Linked DNA regions of Homo sapiens: region 1 is linked to region 2. The links are chromatin loops, found by intact Hi-C in ENCODE. Cell type or tissue: heart right ventricle. All regions are shown on one strand.

What was found. A loop is a pair of places that touch in the nucleus more often than their neighbours do. Peaks named below come from ENCODE experiments on the same cell type or tissue, not always from the same donor. Only the 100,000 strongest peaks of a DNase experiment are listed, where the experiment ranks them.
Region 1: it touches region 2 in a loop (2.1-fold over the local background); 7 of 110 quality-filtered maps call a loop at or near these places.

What each region holds. Positions count from the first base shown.
Region 1 is chr1:227,841,713-227,849,712 of GRCh38, forward strand. PRSS38 (serine protease 38) reads left to right here. Exons shown (of 5, transcript NM_183062.3): 4 at 3,758-3,900; 5 at 4,242-4,758. The coding sequence ends at 4,496. Among named protein-coding and RNA genes, the nearest start is that of PRSS38, 30 kb to the left of the region's middle. In heart right ventricle, no CTCF peak of the experiment used is centred here; no DNase peak of the experiment used is centred here; H3K27me3 peaks cover 916 bases.
Region 2 is chr1:227,931,315-227,939,314 of GRCh38, forward strand. The region is part of intron 1 of WNT9A (Wnt family member 9A); the gene reads right to left. Among named protein-coding and RNA genes, the nearest start is that of MIR5008, 6.4 kb to the right of the region's middle. RefSeq lists a silencer at 3,063-4,248 and an enhancer at 3,098-4,297. In heart right ventricle, no CTCF peak of the experiment used is centred here; no DNase peak of the experiment used is centred here; H3K27ac peaks cover 1,801 bases.

The DNA of each region.
Region 1 (8,000 bases), 90 kb before region 2:
CAAAACCAGGACCACCCACCTCCCAGTAACAGCCCTCAATCTCCAGCTCCATCTCACAAATGTGTGCATCCTCCTCCTCTCTGCCAGGGCATGTAAGCAGGCAGTTGTCTTAGTCCATTTGTGTTGCTGTAAAGGAATACCTGAGGCTGGGTAGTTTCTAGAAAAGAGGTTTGTTTGGCTCAGGGTTCTGTAAGAAGCATGGTGCTGGCATCTGCTTCAGGGCCTCAGGCTGCTTCCACTCATGGGGAAGGGGAAGGGACCACATGGCCAGAGGGGAGGGGAGTTCCCAGGCTCCTTTTAACAACCAGCTCTCTCTGTTGGAAGCCAGTAGAATGAGAACTCACTCCCCCCACCTCCACAGCACTGATCTATTCATGAGGGATGCACCCCCCAGGACCCAAATGCCTCCCATTAGGCCCACCTCGAACATTTGGAGTTGAATTTTAACATGGGATTTGGAGGGGACAAACATCCCAACTATAGCAGCAGGGCAGGCGAATAGTGCCTGCAGGTCTATCTGTGATCTATAGGCCCAAGTCATATCCATGCTTCAAGGTACTCTCATTCCAGGAAAGCTTTCCCAAATTCAGCTCTGCCCTCTCTCCCTTCTTAGACACTGAATGCCATTTCATATGTCTGGTGTCTGTCCATCTCTGTTTGTTTGGGGCACAGAATTGGATTCATTCTAATTCTCAGATCAAAAAAAAATTTACTCTACATTTGTTCCTGCATGGTGCTCTTTCAGTGTTTGCTTGCTTATAATAATATGGACACCAATCCAACAGGGAAACTAGAGCATTGACAATAACGTATCTGCTTTTGTGGCCCTGCCCCATCTGGCCTTCCACCTCTCCTTCTCTGAGGGAACTTCTTTTTTTTTTTTTGAGATGGAGTTTCACTCTTGTTGCTCAGGCTGGAGTGCAATGGCGTGATCTCTGGCTCACCGCAACCTCCGCCTTCTGGGTTCTAGCGATTCTCCTGCCTCAGCCTCCTGAGTAGCTGGGATTACAGGCATGTGCTACCACACCTAATTTTGTATTCTTAGTAGAATACGGGGTTTCTCCATGTTGGTCAGGGTGGTCTCGAACTCCCAGCCTCAGGTGATCCACCTGCCTCGGCCTCCCAAAGTGCTGGGACTACAGGTGTGAGCCACCATGCCCGGCCTCTGAGGGAACTTCTTACCATGCATCTTTGACAGACAAGTCGTGGTAAGTATATCCATGGATTCCCAGGCCTTTACAGAGAATCCGTTGCCCTCAGGAACAACAGCCCACAGATTGGAAAGCTCCAACCTTGATCAAAGGAGCAGTAGACTTCACCGTCTCTAATGAGGACCGGCCTTTATATTCTCCTAACACCCTGAGACGGACACTAGGAATAGCCTTGCCCTTTCTATGAGACATGTGTAGCCTTCTCTTGGCAGAATTAGTAAAAAAGCCATCCATACATAATGTAGCACAGGGCTCCAGGATGCATAAATGAGCTGCAGGCCGCAAGACTTGGTTTACGATGCTCCAGTCAAGGCCAGAAAACCAAACGTAACTGAAAAGTAGCCCTCATATTTATTTGGGTCACTTAGATGATATTACATGATATCCAGTTCCACAACAACACATATTTCCTCTTTCATTTTCCCTCTTCTCCCATTCTCCCACACCCAACAAATCTTTGAACACACATAAACACACAAAAACAAAAAACAAAAACCAGCCGGGCGTGGTGGCTCACGCCTGTAATCCCAGCACTTTGGGAGGCTGAGATGGGTGAATCACCTGAGGTCAGGAGTTCGAGACCAGCCTGACCAACATGGAGAAACCCCGTCTCTACTAAAAATACAAAATTAGCCAGGTGTGGTGGCGCATGCCTGTAATCCCAGCTACTTGGGAGTCTGAAGCAGGAGAATCGCTTGAACCTGGGAGGCAGAGGTTGCAGTGAGCCAAGATCACACCATTGCATTGCACTCCAGCCTGGGCAATAAGAGTGAAACTCCATCTTAAAAAAAAAATGTCAAACAAACAAAAAACCAACCAAGCACAGTGGCTCAGGCCTGTAATCCCAGCATTTTGGGAGGCCGAGGCAGGTGGATCACCTGAGGTCAGGAGTTCAAGACCAGCCTGGCCAACAAGGTGAAACCCTATCTCTACTAAAAATATAAAAGTTAGCCGGGTGTGGTGGTGCGCACCTGTAATCCCAGCTACTCGGGAGGTGGAGGTTGCAGTGAGCCAAGATTGTACCAATGCACTCCAGCCTGGGTGACAGAGTGAGACCCTGTCTCAAAACAACAGTAACAACAACAACAAAACAAACAAAAAACCCTCTGTGTTACTTTCAACTCCCCAGACTGTTCTGTCCTGATTTGACTCTTCATGGAACACTCTTTTACTCTGTCTGACATCTTTTGTTTTAACTTTTATAATCGTTTCTTTTTTGATATAAATATTCAGGAAACCAAACACAGGATTGGGGTTAGGGCTAGGGGTTAGGCTTAAGGTTAGTGTTCCTTCAATATGTGGTGGGGATCCTCCCCAGTGAGACCTGGGCTCCTCCCCATCTGTGGTCGGGACTTCATTCATGGGTCATCGGGGTTACTCCCTGTCTGATCAAGGCTTCCTCCCCTACCCCCCATGAGTGGTGAGGTTTCCTCCCTGTGAGTGGGCAAAGCTTCTCCCTACGTGTGGTGGGGCTCCTTCCTCTGAGTGGTCAGGGTTCCTCTCTATGTGCGGTGAGACTCCTCCCTATGTGTAGTCAGGACTCCTACCTGTGTGGTGGGACTCCTCCCTATGTGTGGTCAGTGCTCCTTCCGGTTTGTGGTGGAGCTCCTCCCTACATGTGGTGGGGCTCCTCCCTATGTGTGGTCAAAACTCCTCCCTATGTGTAGTGGGGCTCTTCCCTATGTGTGGTGGGGCTCCTCCCTATGTGTGGTGGGGCTCCTCCTTATGTGTGGTGGGGTCCTCCCTATGTGTGGTCAGGGCTTTTCCCTATGTGTGGTCAGGACTCCTCACTGTGTGATGGAGCTCCTCCCTATGTGTGGTGAGGGCTCCTCCTCATTTGGTGGGGATCCTCCCTCTGAGTGTTCAGGGTTCCTCCCTGTGTATGGTGGGACTCCTCACCATGGGCAGTGGGGCTCCTCCCTATGTGTGGTCAGGACTCCTCCCTATGTGGGGTGGGGCTCCTCCCTATGTACGGTCAGGGCTCCTCCCTATGTGTGGTGGGACTCCTCCCTATGTGTGGTGGGACTCCTCCCTATGTGTGGTCAGGACTCCTCCCTGTGTAGTGGGGCTCCTCCCTATGTGTGGTGGGGCTGCTCTCTATGTGTGGTGGGGCTCTTCCCTATGTGTGGTGGAGCTCCTCCCTATGTTTAGTGGGGTGCCTCCCTATGTGTGGTCAGGACTCCTCCCTATGTGTGGTGGGGCTCCTCCCTATGCGTGGTGGGGCTCCTCCCTGTGTGTGGTGAGGCTCCTCCCTAATGTGTGGTGGGGCTCCTCCCTATGTGTGGTGGGGCTCCTCCCTATGTGTGGTGGAGCTCCTCCCTATGTATAGTGGAGCTCCTATGTGTGGTCAGGACTCCTCCCTATGTGTGGTCAGGACTCCTCCCTATGTGTGGTGGGACTCATCCCTATGTGTCATCAGGGCTCCTTCCTACGTATAGTGGGGCTCCTCTCCATGGGCTATCCCCTTGGTGTCCACTGTGGGGCAGGGATCCCCCCACCCCACACGAAGCAGGTGCTGCCCCCTCACGGGAGCCCTCCTCCCACAGGTGAGACCTCAGACGAGCTGCAGGAGATGCAGCTCCCGCTGATCCTGGAGCCCTGGTGCCACCTGCTCTACGGACACATGTCCTACATCATGCCCGACATGCTGTGTGCTGGGGACATCCTGAATGCTAAGACCGTGTGTGAGGTGTGCCCCTCCTGGTCCATGAGACAGAGGTCATGGGTGCCCTGTGCCTGTGGACCCCACAGGACCCCACTCTGGCCTCCCACTGACTAGCAGGAGCCCTGCAGCCATGCCCCAAGCTGAGCAGGGCGATGTATGACAATGTGTGAACGCCGCATGCCTGCAGCAGGCCTCCCCTGCAACTCTGGGCTGTGTTGCAGCCAGTAGGGAGGCTGGGTGAGAGGGGGGCACTGGCCCCTTCCAGCAGGGTCTGCACAGCCACCCCCTTGCACCCTGGGGGACAGGTGCAGGAGGCGGCAGGCCTGGGACTCCCAGTTCACAAAAAACTCCCTCTTCCTTTCTAGGGCGACTCCGGGGGCCCACTTGTCTGTGAATTCAACCGCAGCTGGTTGCAGATTGGAATTGTGAGCTGGGGCCGAGGCTGCTCCAACCCTCTGTACCCTGGAGTGTATGCCAGTGTTTCCTATTTCTCAAAATGGATATGTGATAACATAGAAATCACGCCCACTCCTGCTCAGCCAGCCCCTGCTCTCTCTCCAGCTCTGGGGCCCACTCTCAGCGTCCTAATGGCCATGCTGGCTGGCTGGTCAGTGCTGTGAGGTCAGGATACCCACTCTAGGATTCTCATGGCTGCACACCCTGCCCCAGCCCAGCTGCCTCCAGACCCCTAAGCATCTCCTGTCCTGGCCTCTCTGAAGCAGACAAGGGCCACCTATCCCGGGGGTGGATGCTGAGTCCAGGAGGTGATGAGCAAGTGTACAAAAGAAAAAAGGGAAGGGGGAGAGGGGCTGGTCAGGGAGAACCCAGCTTGGGCAGAGTGCACCTGAGATTTGATAAGATCATTAAATATTTACAAAGCAAGCCTCTGAGATCACCTGTGTGGCTCCTTCCGCCCCTGCCGGAGTCGTTGTCCTCTTCCATGCACAGAAAGGGGGACTATCACCCCTCCTGAGGCTCTCAGAAAAGGAGAAGCACAGGCCGAATCAGCTCTTTCCAGAAACAGAGGGGCGATGACACAGACACACTCCTCTGAATCTGTGGGATGTGGTCAAAGCCCAGGCCCAAGGAAAGGTCATTGCTTACATGCCTACGCCTGTACATATAAAACAGCTGCAGACATTTAAACATCCAATTGCAAAAAAAAAAAAAAAAGTGTGTGTTGTGGGGGTAACCGGAGCTGAAAGTAGACACAAGGAAGGAACAAACACGATAGAAGCATGAAGGAGCCCCAAGTCAGAAAAGCACCGAAAACTCATATTTCAAAAGTCTGCTCCTTGGAAAATATCAAACAGTGGACAGGGGTTGGAGAGATCACTAACCTACCCAACACAGGAGATAAGAACAAAAATACACAAAATGAGAAATGACAAGTGAAAATGATCCATCAACTGAGACAAGGTAAGAAACCACACGAGAGAGTGTACAACTCTATATAAATTTAAATGAAAAGCAGCACTTTTTAGGAAAAAAAGTTTACTAAAACTAACCCCAGTAGAGAGGTTTTAGGCTGGGCACTGTGGCTTATGCCTGTAATCCCAGCACTTTGGGAGGTCAAGGCAGGAGGATCACTTGAGCTCAGGAGTTCAAGGCCAGCCTGGGCAACGTAGCAAGACCCCTGTCTAAAAAAATGAGTCGGGCATGGTGGTGCACACGTGTAATCCCAGTTACTCTGGAGGCTGAGGTGGGAGGATCGCTTGAACCCTTGAGGTTGAGGCTGTAGATATGATCATGCCACTTCACTCCAGGCTGGACCACACAGTGAGACACTGTCTCAAAAAAAAAAAAAAAAAAAAAAAAAAAACAGAGAGAGAGCCAGAGAAGTTTTATTAAATAGACCAAATTTTTATAGAAGAAATTGAGACATTTAAGAAAGAATATCCCCCCCACCCCGGTAAGTTTTTGGGGAGTCAAAAGCTATATATGGATTTTTTACTGCATGGGGGGATACCAGTAACCCCAACATTGTTCAAGTGTCAACTGGACTTTCTTTTACAATTTTAAATAGTTGCCCTAGAGTTCACAATAAAGAATTACAATTAATCTATGTCCACTTTCAAAAAAACACTACCATTTCCCAGGTAGTATCTCATCTACTGATGAGACATCAATAGCATGCTTCATTTCTGTTACAGTGGTTTTGAGTTCTAGCATTTTTTTTTGTTTGGTTGGTTTTTGTCTTCACATTTTATTTTTATTTTCGTAGATTTAGGGGTGCAACTGCAGTTTTGTTACATGGATATATTGCATAGTGCTGAAGTCTAGGATTTTAGTGTAACCGTCACCCAAATAGTGAACATTTTGCCCATTAAGTAATTTCTCCTTCCTCATCCCCGTCCCACCCTCCCACCTCTCTGAGTCTCCAATATCTATTATCTGCTTTCTATATCCATGTGTACACATTATTTAGCTCCCACTTATAAGTGAGAACATATGCTAATTGACTATTTCTGAGTTGTTTCATGTAGGATAATGGCCTCCAGTTCCATCCATGTAGCTGCAAAGGACATGATTTCATTCTTTTTTATGACTAGTATTCCATGATATATATGTATATTTTCTCTATCCAACCATCTGTTGATGGACGCTCAGGTTGATTTCCTGTCTTTAGCATTTCTTTTTATTCTCTGAGTTTCACTGCTCTGCTTTCAGTGCCCCTCTGTTCTTCTATGTGGCCCACTTTTCCCATTTCAGCCCTTAGTATATTAATCCTAATACTTCAAATTCCCAGTCCAATAATTCCAAAATGTCTGCCCTATCTGAGTTTTGTTCTGATGCTTGGTCTCTTCAGGCTGTGTGGGGTTTTTGTTTTGCTTATTTTGCCTTTTAGCATGCCTTGTAACTTTTTGTTGAAAGCTAGATATGACGTATTAAGTAAGAGGATCTGAGGTAAACTGGCCATTGGTGTGAGATTTATCTGACTAGCAATTAGGCTGTTTACCGCCTCCTGAAGCTGTGGTGTTTGAGTCTGAACTTTCCCCTAATGATGTTGTTTTTGTCTCCTCTGTTGTCTTTGGGTCTCCCTGGAGACTCCTTCTTAAATAAACAAGTAGCTCTTTCTGTAATCCTCTGATATTACATAGGAACCCCACGGATGTAGTGATAAGGTGTGGGGATGAGGAAGCATTCTTTAGTTCTGTGGTTAGGTCTCAGTCTGTTAGTGAGAAGGTCACCACCCAAGTGTTTTTCTTGCCTTCACTTTCCCCCCTTAAGTGTGATGGAAAAATAATGGGCTGCATTGGGTATTTCCCAACATTCAAGGCTAGGGCAGGCTGGATTCCAGTATTTCCCTTGCCATGGGTCAGACTGATAGAACCCAAGTCAGTTAGGCTCTGGTTAAATAGTTTCCCTTGAGAGCAGGCTTTGGTCAATGAGAATAGACAGTGCTGGGCATACTTAAAATTGGCTACTTTTCTCCTTGCTCTGCCACAAACGCTGGGGGATTCTTCTCTGCTCTTCACCCTGAGAGCCTGGTGTAGCTTCCAGGACTAAAACTCATAAAAGTGTGAGGACCCCTAAAAGTGGGCCCTAAGGGGTTTTAAGCTCTCAACTTAGCCCACGCTTAGTCTCCAGCAGTTCATCAATTACCCTTTAAGTATTTCCACTGGTGCTGACTCTGCTGGGGCTTCTCCTCCCCGTAAGCTGTGATTGTCTCTGTCCACCTGTCTGTCTCTCCAGTGTTCAGGGAGGTATTTTGTTCTGTGACCTCACTTCTCTTATGAATTTAAGAACAGTTGTTGATGTTTAGTTTGTTCACCTTTTTTCTTGTTGTAAGGATGGGAGTGATAACTTCCAACCTGTTTACATGCCAAAACGGAAGCTAGATGTCACTCAGATACTTCTATAAAGAGACATCTCGTCTTCTACTATTTGGTTGCCTAGTGACAAATTTATATAGAAAAGACAATGTCTTATTCTTTTCTTTAGAAGCTCTTGAGATCATGTGATTGTTCTTTTTCACCATCTAAAGCGGGCCAATTAGCTTTTAAATGTTTTTTTTAGGTCATGGATTTAAATGTATTTGATGGGTTTCAATTCATTGCAATTATTATTTCTATGAAAGCTCAAATTGCCCCATATTTGTACAACAGGAGCTTTGCCAGCTT
Region 2 (8,000 bases):
TTTGTGATTTTCTTCTCTCTAGCTCTTCCCACTGAGTTTCAGTGCCTGTGTGAAGGGTCTTGTTTCATTTTCCTAGGAGAGTTTGTATCAGATGAGAATTGTATCTTCTTAACTGTTTGTTCTGAAGAACTGGCCATGAAGCCATCTAAGGACTGAGCTATTCTTGGCAAAAAGATTTCCTTTCTGATCCAGTTTCTTTTTTCTTTTCTTTCTGAACAGCTTTACTGAGATACACAGGCACACCTTGAAGATGTTGTAGCTTTGGTTTCAGATCATCGCAATAAAGAAAAGGTCAGAAAAAAGCAAATCACATGAGTTTTTTTGTTTCCCAGTGCTTCTACAAGGTATGCTTACACTACAGTCTTTAAGTGAGCAATATAGCATTATGTCTTAAAAATAATACATATACTTTAGTTAAAAACACTGGACTGCTAAAAAGGCTAACAATCATCTCAGCTTCACTGAGTTGTCATCTTTTCGCTGGGGGAGGGTCTTGCCTCCATGCTGGTAGCTGCTGACTGGTCAGCGTGGTGGCTGCTGAAGTTTGGGGTGGCTGTGGAAATGTCTTTTTTTTTTTTTTGTATCTTTAGTAGAGACAGGGTTTCACCATGTTGGCCAGGCTGGTCTGGAACTCCTGACCTCTTGATCCGCCTGCCTTGGACTCCCAAAGTGCTGGGATTACAGGCGTGAGCCATCACGCCCAGCCGGAAATTTCTTAAAGCAAGACAACTATGAAGTTTGCCACATCAATGGACTCTCCCTTTCATGAAAGACTTCTCTATAGCAGGTGATGCTGCTTGCTAGCATTTTACCCACAGTGGAACTGCTTTCACAATTAGAGTCACTCTTCTCAAACCCTGCCACTGCTTTATCAACTAAATTGATATCAATTCTAAATCCTTTGTTGTCATTTCAACAATGTGCACAGCATCTTCACCAGAAGTAGATTCCATCTCAAGAAACCACTTTCTTTGTTTATCCATAAGAAGCAACTTGTCATCCATTCACATTTTATCATGAGACTGCAGCAATTCGGTCCCATTTCCAGGCTCTACTTCCAATTCTCATTCTCTTGCTGCTTCCACCACATCTGCAGTGACTTCCTCCCCTGAAGTCTGGGATCCCTCAGAGTCATCCCTGAGGGCTGGAATCAACATTTTCCAAACTCCTGTTCATGTTGCTGTTTTGACCTCCTCCCACGAATCATGAATGTTTTTAAGGCATCTAGAATGGTGAATCCTTTCCAGCAGGTTTTCAATAGACTTTTCCTAGATCCATCAGAGGAATCACTGTCTATGGCAGCTGTAGCCTTATGAAATGTCTTAAATAGTAAGACTTGAAAGTTGAAATGACTCCTTGATCTATGAGCTGGAGAATTAATGCACATTGTGTTAGCAGGCATGGAAACAACATACATCTCCTGGCACATCTCCACCAGAGCTCTTGGGTGAACGGGACACTGCCAATGAGCAATAATACTTTGCAGGAATCTTTTTTTCTGAGCAGTGGGTCTCCACAGTGGGCATAAAATATTTAGTAAACCAGGCTGGGAACAAATGTGCTGTCATCGAGGCTTTGTTATTCCATTTCTAGAGCACAGGCAGAGTAGACTTGGCGTAATTCTTAACAGTCATGGAATTGTTGCAATGGTGAATGGGCATTGGCTTTAACTTAAAAGTTACCAGCTGCATTAGCCCCTATCAAGAGAGTCACCCTGTCCTTTGAAGCTTTGAAGCTAGGCATTGACTTCTCCTCTCTAGCTATGGAAGTCCCAGATGACATCTTCTTTCAGTAGAAGGCTGTTTCATTTCCGCTGAAGATCTGTTGTTACTGTGGCCCCCTTCATCATTGATCTTAGCTGGATCTGCTGGAGAGCTTGCTGCAGTGTCTCCACCAGCTCTTGCACTTTTATGTTACAGAGACCGCTTCTTTCCTTAAACCTTGTGAACCAACCTCTGTTTGCTTCCACCTTTTTTTCTGCAGCTTCCTGGCCTGTCTCAGCCTTCATAAAACTGAAGAGGGTTAGGGCCTTACTCTGAATTAGGCTTTGGCTTAAGGGAATGCTGTGGCTGGTTTGATCTTCTATCCAGACCACTCACACTTTCCCCATGTCAGCAATAAGACTGTTTCACTTTATCATTTGTATGTTTACTGGAGTAGCACTTTCCATTTTCTTCAAGAACTTCTTTGCATTCACAGCTTGGCTAACTGAGGCCCAGCTTCCAGCCTGTCTTGGCTTTGGACATGCCTTCCTCACTAATCTTAATCATTCTTCACTTTAAAGTGAGGGACGTGCGACTCTCCCTTTCACTTGAACACTCAGAAGCCACTGTAGGGTTATTAATTGGTCTAATTTTAATATTGTCTCAGGACGTGCTTGTGACAGGGCTGCTACTAATCCTTGACATGCAATGGCACCACAGAGCCAAGCACAGTGGAGCAGGGTCAGGCTGCAGCTCACACACCACAAACTCACCCACTGCAAGATTCGCTGTGAATTCACCGATATGGGCAACAATCACCACAGTCAGACGCAGGGCCTGCCATCTCCTCAGAAACCCCCCAGCCCTGATCCGCTTTCTGTCTTGATGGATTTGCCTATCCTGGATATTTAAGTGGAATCACGCAGCATTGACCTTTTGTGGCTGTCTTATTTCACCGAACACAATGTCCTCGAGGTTCATCTGGGCTGCAGCCTGTGTCAGAACATCCCTCCTCTTAAGGGTGAATCCTATTCCATTGTGTGGATGGAACACGTTGTGCTCATCCATTCATGTGCTGAGAGGCACCTGGGTTGTTCCATTTTCCAGCTTTCATACCTGCTGCCATTATGAACATTCACACATGTGTTTGTGTGGACATATGTTTTCACTTCTCTTGGGTATACACCTGGGAGTGGAGCTGCTGGGTCACAGGGAAACTCTGTGCTTAATCCCTTGGGAAATCAGATGTTTTCCAATGTGGCTGCACTTTATATTCTCAATGCCCCACTTTCTTTAATTATTATAGGATTAATGAATATTTCTGTATCTTGACTTAGTTTCTATTACTTTTCTTTTCTGGTTTTGTCAGTTTCATCTAAATTTTCAGATTTATTGTCATGAATCTATTAATTGCTTTCTCCTGTTTTTGTCTGAAGAATCTGTAGGGATTCCCCTAGACAGGAAACTAATGCAATGAGCCTCATCTTTCTGGATTAGTCTCAGATATTTCCAAGAAGTGAGCTGTCATCTCTACGGCATGTCTACTCTTATGTAATTACTGTTGGCACTATTTCCAATGTCTTCCTTCTATTTCCTTTCACGTTGGCCTGTAGTTCTCTCTCTAGCTTCTCAACAGTACTGTGCGTTCTAGTTTCTCTCCTCTTCTAAAATGTGCACTTAAAGCTATCACTGTCATCATTTCAGTTGCTCCTAAACTGGAACCTCAGTCACAACTTCAGGTCACGACGCAGAGCCTGAGTCACAGCCTCAGGGACCTCTACAAAGCCTGAGTCATAGATTCAGTTCACCATACAGAGCCTGAGTCATAGCCTCAGGTAAGCTCAAGCTGATCATAGTGGGGGCTGTGACCCCAGTCACAACCTTAGGTCACCATAGACAGCCTGAGTCACAGACTCAGGTCACTATAGACAGCCTGAGTCACAGCCCCAGTTCACCACATAGAGCCTGAGTCACAGCCCCAGTTCACTATACAGAGCCTGAGTCACAGCCTCAGTTCACCACAGAGTCTGAGTCACAGCCCCAGTTCACCATACAGAGCCTGAGTCACAGCTCAGTTTGCCATACAGATCCTGAGTCACAGCCCCAGTTCACCATACAGAGCCTGAGTCACATCCCCTGTTCACCATAGCAGAAACTGTGACCCCAGCCACAGCCTCAGGTTGCCAAGCAGACCCCAGATCACACCCCCAGTTCACATACAGAGCCTGAGTCACAGCCTCAGTTCACCATACAGGGCCTGAGTCAGACACAGTTCACATACAGAGCTTGAGTCACAGCTCCAGTTCACTATAGTGGGGACTGTGACCCCAGTAACAGCCTAGGTTTCTGTTTGCCATAGAGAGCCTGAGTCACAATCTCAGGCTGCCAAACAGAGACCAAGTCACAGATTCAGGTCATGCTGCAGAGCCTGGTTCACCATCTGGCCCTCTCCTCCTTCTTCTCTCGAGATTCCCTCTGTGCCCTAAGCCCTCTGAGTTGGTGAGTTCTCTCCCCTCCTCTAACATTCTGTATCCTCCATCCTTGGAGTGTCTCTTACAGGGAAATTAGACTAAGCCCTTAACCACACTCCAATCAACCCAGGCTTTCGCCTGGAGCAGTTCATCCCCTAGGGTCTGGAGCCTCAGTTTACCCTCTTGTCTCATCCTTTCTGTTGACCATGCCTGTCCTGGGTTTTTTCATCCTCTTTTCCTCTTTTTGGGTTTTTGTTGTTGTTGTTGTTATTCCACATATTCCCTCTGCTCATCTGAAGTTGCACAATATTTTTTGTAATTTCCACAGTCACCTTCAATGCTATACCATGTGTCTGTGACCTACCTAAGCCTGATGCTGGTTAGTGCCTTCTCTACCTGGGCAGCACAGGGCCAGAGAACATATTCCCATCGACTCTCCCGCCCTGAGTTATGTGCTAATTGCATGTTTTACCTCCATTTGGGGGCCCAACAAGACACTGTTTTATCAGTCAGCACTACCTCCATGGCACCTTCAGAGCCCACGCTCTGCCCTCACTCCTTCCTGCATCTTGTTATGCAGCAGGGCCTCCACCTCCTGAGGTCGGCACCAGCTTGTTGGTGTCCTCACGCCTCATCTGTATTCTTCTTTCTCAGGATGGCTTTTATGATTCTGTCTTCAATCTTGTGCAGTTTTTCTTTTTCTTTTTCTTTTTTTTTTCAGACGGAGTCTCGCTCTGTTGCTCAGGCTGGAGTGCAGTGGTGCCATCTCAGATCACTGCAACTTCCACCTCCTGGGTTCAAGCGATTGTTCCTGCCTCAGCCTCCCAAGTAGCTGGGATTACAGGCAGCTGCCAACATGCCCAGCTAATTTTTTTGTATTTTTAGTAGAGACGGGGTTTTGCCATGTTGGCCAGGCTGGTCTCAAATTCCTAACCTCAGGTGATCCACCTACCTTGGCCTTTCAAAGTGCTGGGATTACAGGAGTGAGGAACTGCACCTGGCCACCCAGCTAATTTTTGTATTTTTAGTAGAGACGGGGTTTCACCATGTTGGTCAGGTTGGTCTCAAACTCCTGACCTCAGGTGATCCACCCACCGCAGCCTCACAAAGTGCTGGGATTACAGGCATGAGCCACTGCACCCAGTCTTTTTTTTTTTGAGACATGGTCTTTGCTCTGTTCAAGCTGGAGGGCAGTGGCGCTATCTTGGCTCACTGCAGCCTCCAGCTCCAGGACTCAAGTGATCCTCCTTCCTTAGCCTCCCAAAGTGCTGGGATCACAGGCACGAGGCACTGTGCCCAGCATGCTGTGTGCTTCTAATGTGTCATGTTCCAGGGTGAACTTATTTTTACTTTTGGCCTGGGAAGACACTGGGCTTCTGGAATCTTCTTTACAGCTTTATTCAATTTCGGAAAACTCTCATCCTCTCCCCTCATACATATCAGCCCTGTCCCACTCCCGCACCCTTCTCAGCTGCCTCTGGCATGGCCTCCCCGTGTCACCGAGGTGTCCTGCCCTCTGTCTGACATCTTGCCGCCTCTCTGGTATACTCTGGGTAATTTCTTCTGACCTATCTTCCGTTGTGCTAATTCCCTTCAGCTGTTTCTAATCTGCTTTTAAATCAGGCCTTACTTACTTTTCTCCCCCTCTAGCTCTATTTGGTTTTTCCAAACTTGCTGGGTCAGTCTTTGTGGTTTCCCGAGCCTTGCAGCCATCCCCAAGTGTCTTCCTTCCTAGAGGCAGAGTGAGGAGAGCCGCTGCACTCAGCACCGCTGCTCCGCTTCCTGGGCTGCGGCTGTCTTTTCGAGGCCCCTGTTGTGTTTCTGTGCAGGCCTGGTTAGCTCTGACCCCGGGCTGCTCACTGTACTGAGGAAACAGTTGGCAGAAACAAGTTGAAGGAGAGGATAAAGGTACTACAGTAGGTGGAATGGTGTCCCCCACCAAATGCGTCTAACGCAACCTCAGTCAGGGGCCTTATGTGGAATAAGAGGCATTGCAGAAGTAACTGAGATAAGGATCTCAAGGCAAGATCATCCCAGACATGGTGGGCTCTTTAGAGCCAGTGGAGGCTGTCCTTATAAGAAAAAGGAGAAGACACAGAGGCGGACGAGAGGGCCACGTGAAGATGGAAGCAGGGCGTAAAGTGGCCAGTCAACCAGCCAAGGAGCCCCACGGTTCGCAGCCATCGCTGGCAGCTGGCAGAGGCAGGAAGGACCCTCCCCTCAAGCCTCCAGAGGGGCATGGCCCTGCGGACGCCGTGATTTCAGACTTCTGGCCTTCAGACCTGAGACAGAAGTCCTGTTGTTTTAGGCCAGCCAGTCTGTGGTGCCTGACAGCAGCCCCAGGACAGCAGCACAGATTTTGGAAAGGATCTCGTTATGTGCACACCAGCCAGGCTTCTAGGGCCACCTGCGGTCCCAGAGCCAGGCCACCCAAAACCCAGCATGAGGCCAGGGCCCGGGACCACGCTGGTGACTCAGGCCTCAGCGCACACGTGGTGGCTGTGCCCTGCCCTGGGGGCCACCTGGGACTGTGGGAGGGCCTCCTCTGAGTATTCTCTCCTTAGCGGGTCCTGGCCTTTACTATGCACCCTCATCCCATGAGACCAAACCAACCTCACACTTTCTTGTTCAGCATCTGTTCTTGCTATTTCTAGGGATCCCCACCAACCATTTCATCAGCTCTTTGACACTTATAAAGTTAAATATACACACACACACAAACCCCCCCACACAGATACACCCATACACACGGACACACATGTGTACACACACACCCCCATACAAACCCATAAACCCATACACACACGCATACACACACACATATACCCATACATACACACCCATACAAACCTATACACACAGACACACGCATACACACGTACAGGAACAAACACACCCACACAAACCCCCTCACACACACACACACAAACACACCCATACGAACCCATAAACCCATACACACAGACACATGCATACACACATCCACAGGAACGAACACACCCACACACACAGATACACCCATACACTCATGTGTACACACAGACACACCCATATGAACCCGTAAACCGATAGAGATGCACGCATACGCACGTGCAGACACACAACCCCCCACATGCATACATGTATACACACATGCACATGTCCATCCAAACACAAACACACATACATGCACATACACATACATATACATGCATGTACACACATAAGATCCATGTAAAAATTCGCTTTAGTTGTTTCAAGCAGAAAAGCCTCTGAGTCTTGTGGGCCTGTTGCTGAAAACAGGCATCTATGCTCTCCAGTGTCTCATGTCTTCATGTCCTAAACTACCTGGTGAGTGTGTTTTTGACTCTGCTACACCGGCAAGAAACTGAGGTTCAGGGGATTAAACAGTGTAGCGGCATGTGCAGCCTGTGAGTGCAGAGGCAGGGCTGGGACCTGAAAGCGGCCTCTGACCTGGCTGCACCCCTGCCAGGCTCACGGCAGCACCAGTTCATGACTGCTCTCCCCGGTGAAGGGCCCGGATGACGACGGCTCCACGGGACACCCATACCTCTCAAGCCCCAGCCACTTCCCACCTCTGACTGTCATTCCAGGTGCAGCCATGCAGGAGGACACAGGCCAGCTGGAGAGAAGGAAGACGTCTCAACACCCATACGTGGCTGCGGCTGCCATGCCACAGGGCACACAGAACAGTTCCACGCTGCAGATGGGGCCGCAGACAGTGCTGGTCTCAGGAACCACGGGGGAGGTGGCTCCAGGGAGCGGTGACCCGGTCGCCTCCTTGAGCCCTGGAAGCTGGCCGCGGTGGTCAGCACTGACCCCTGCA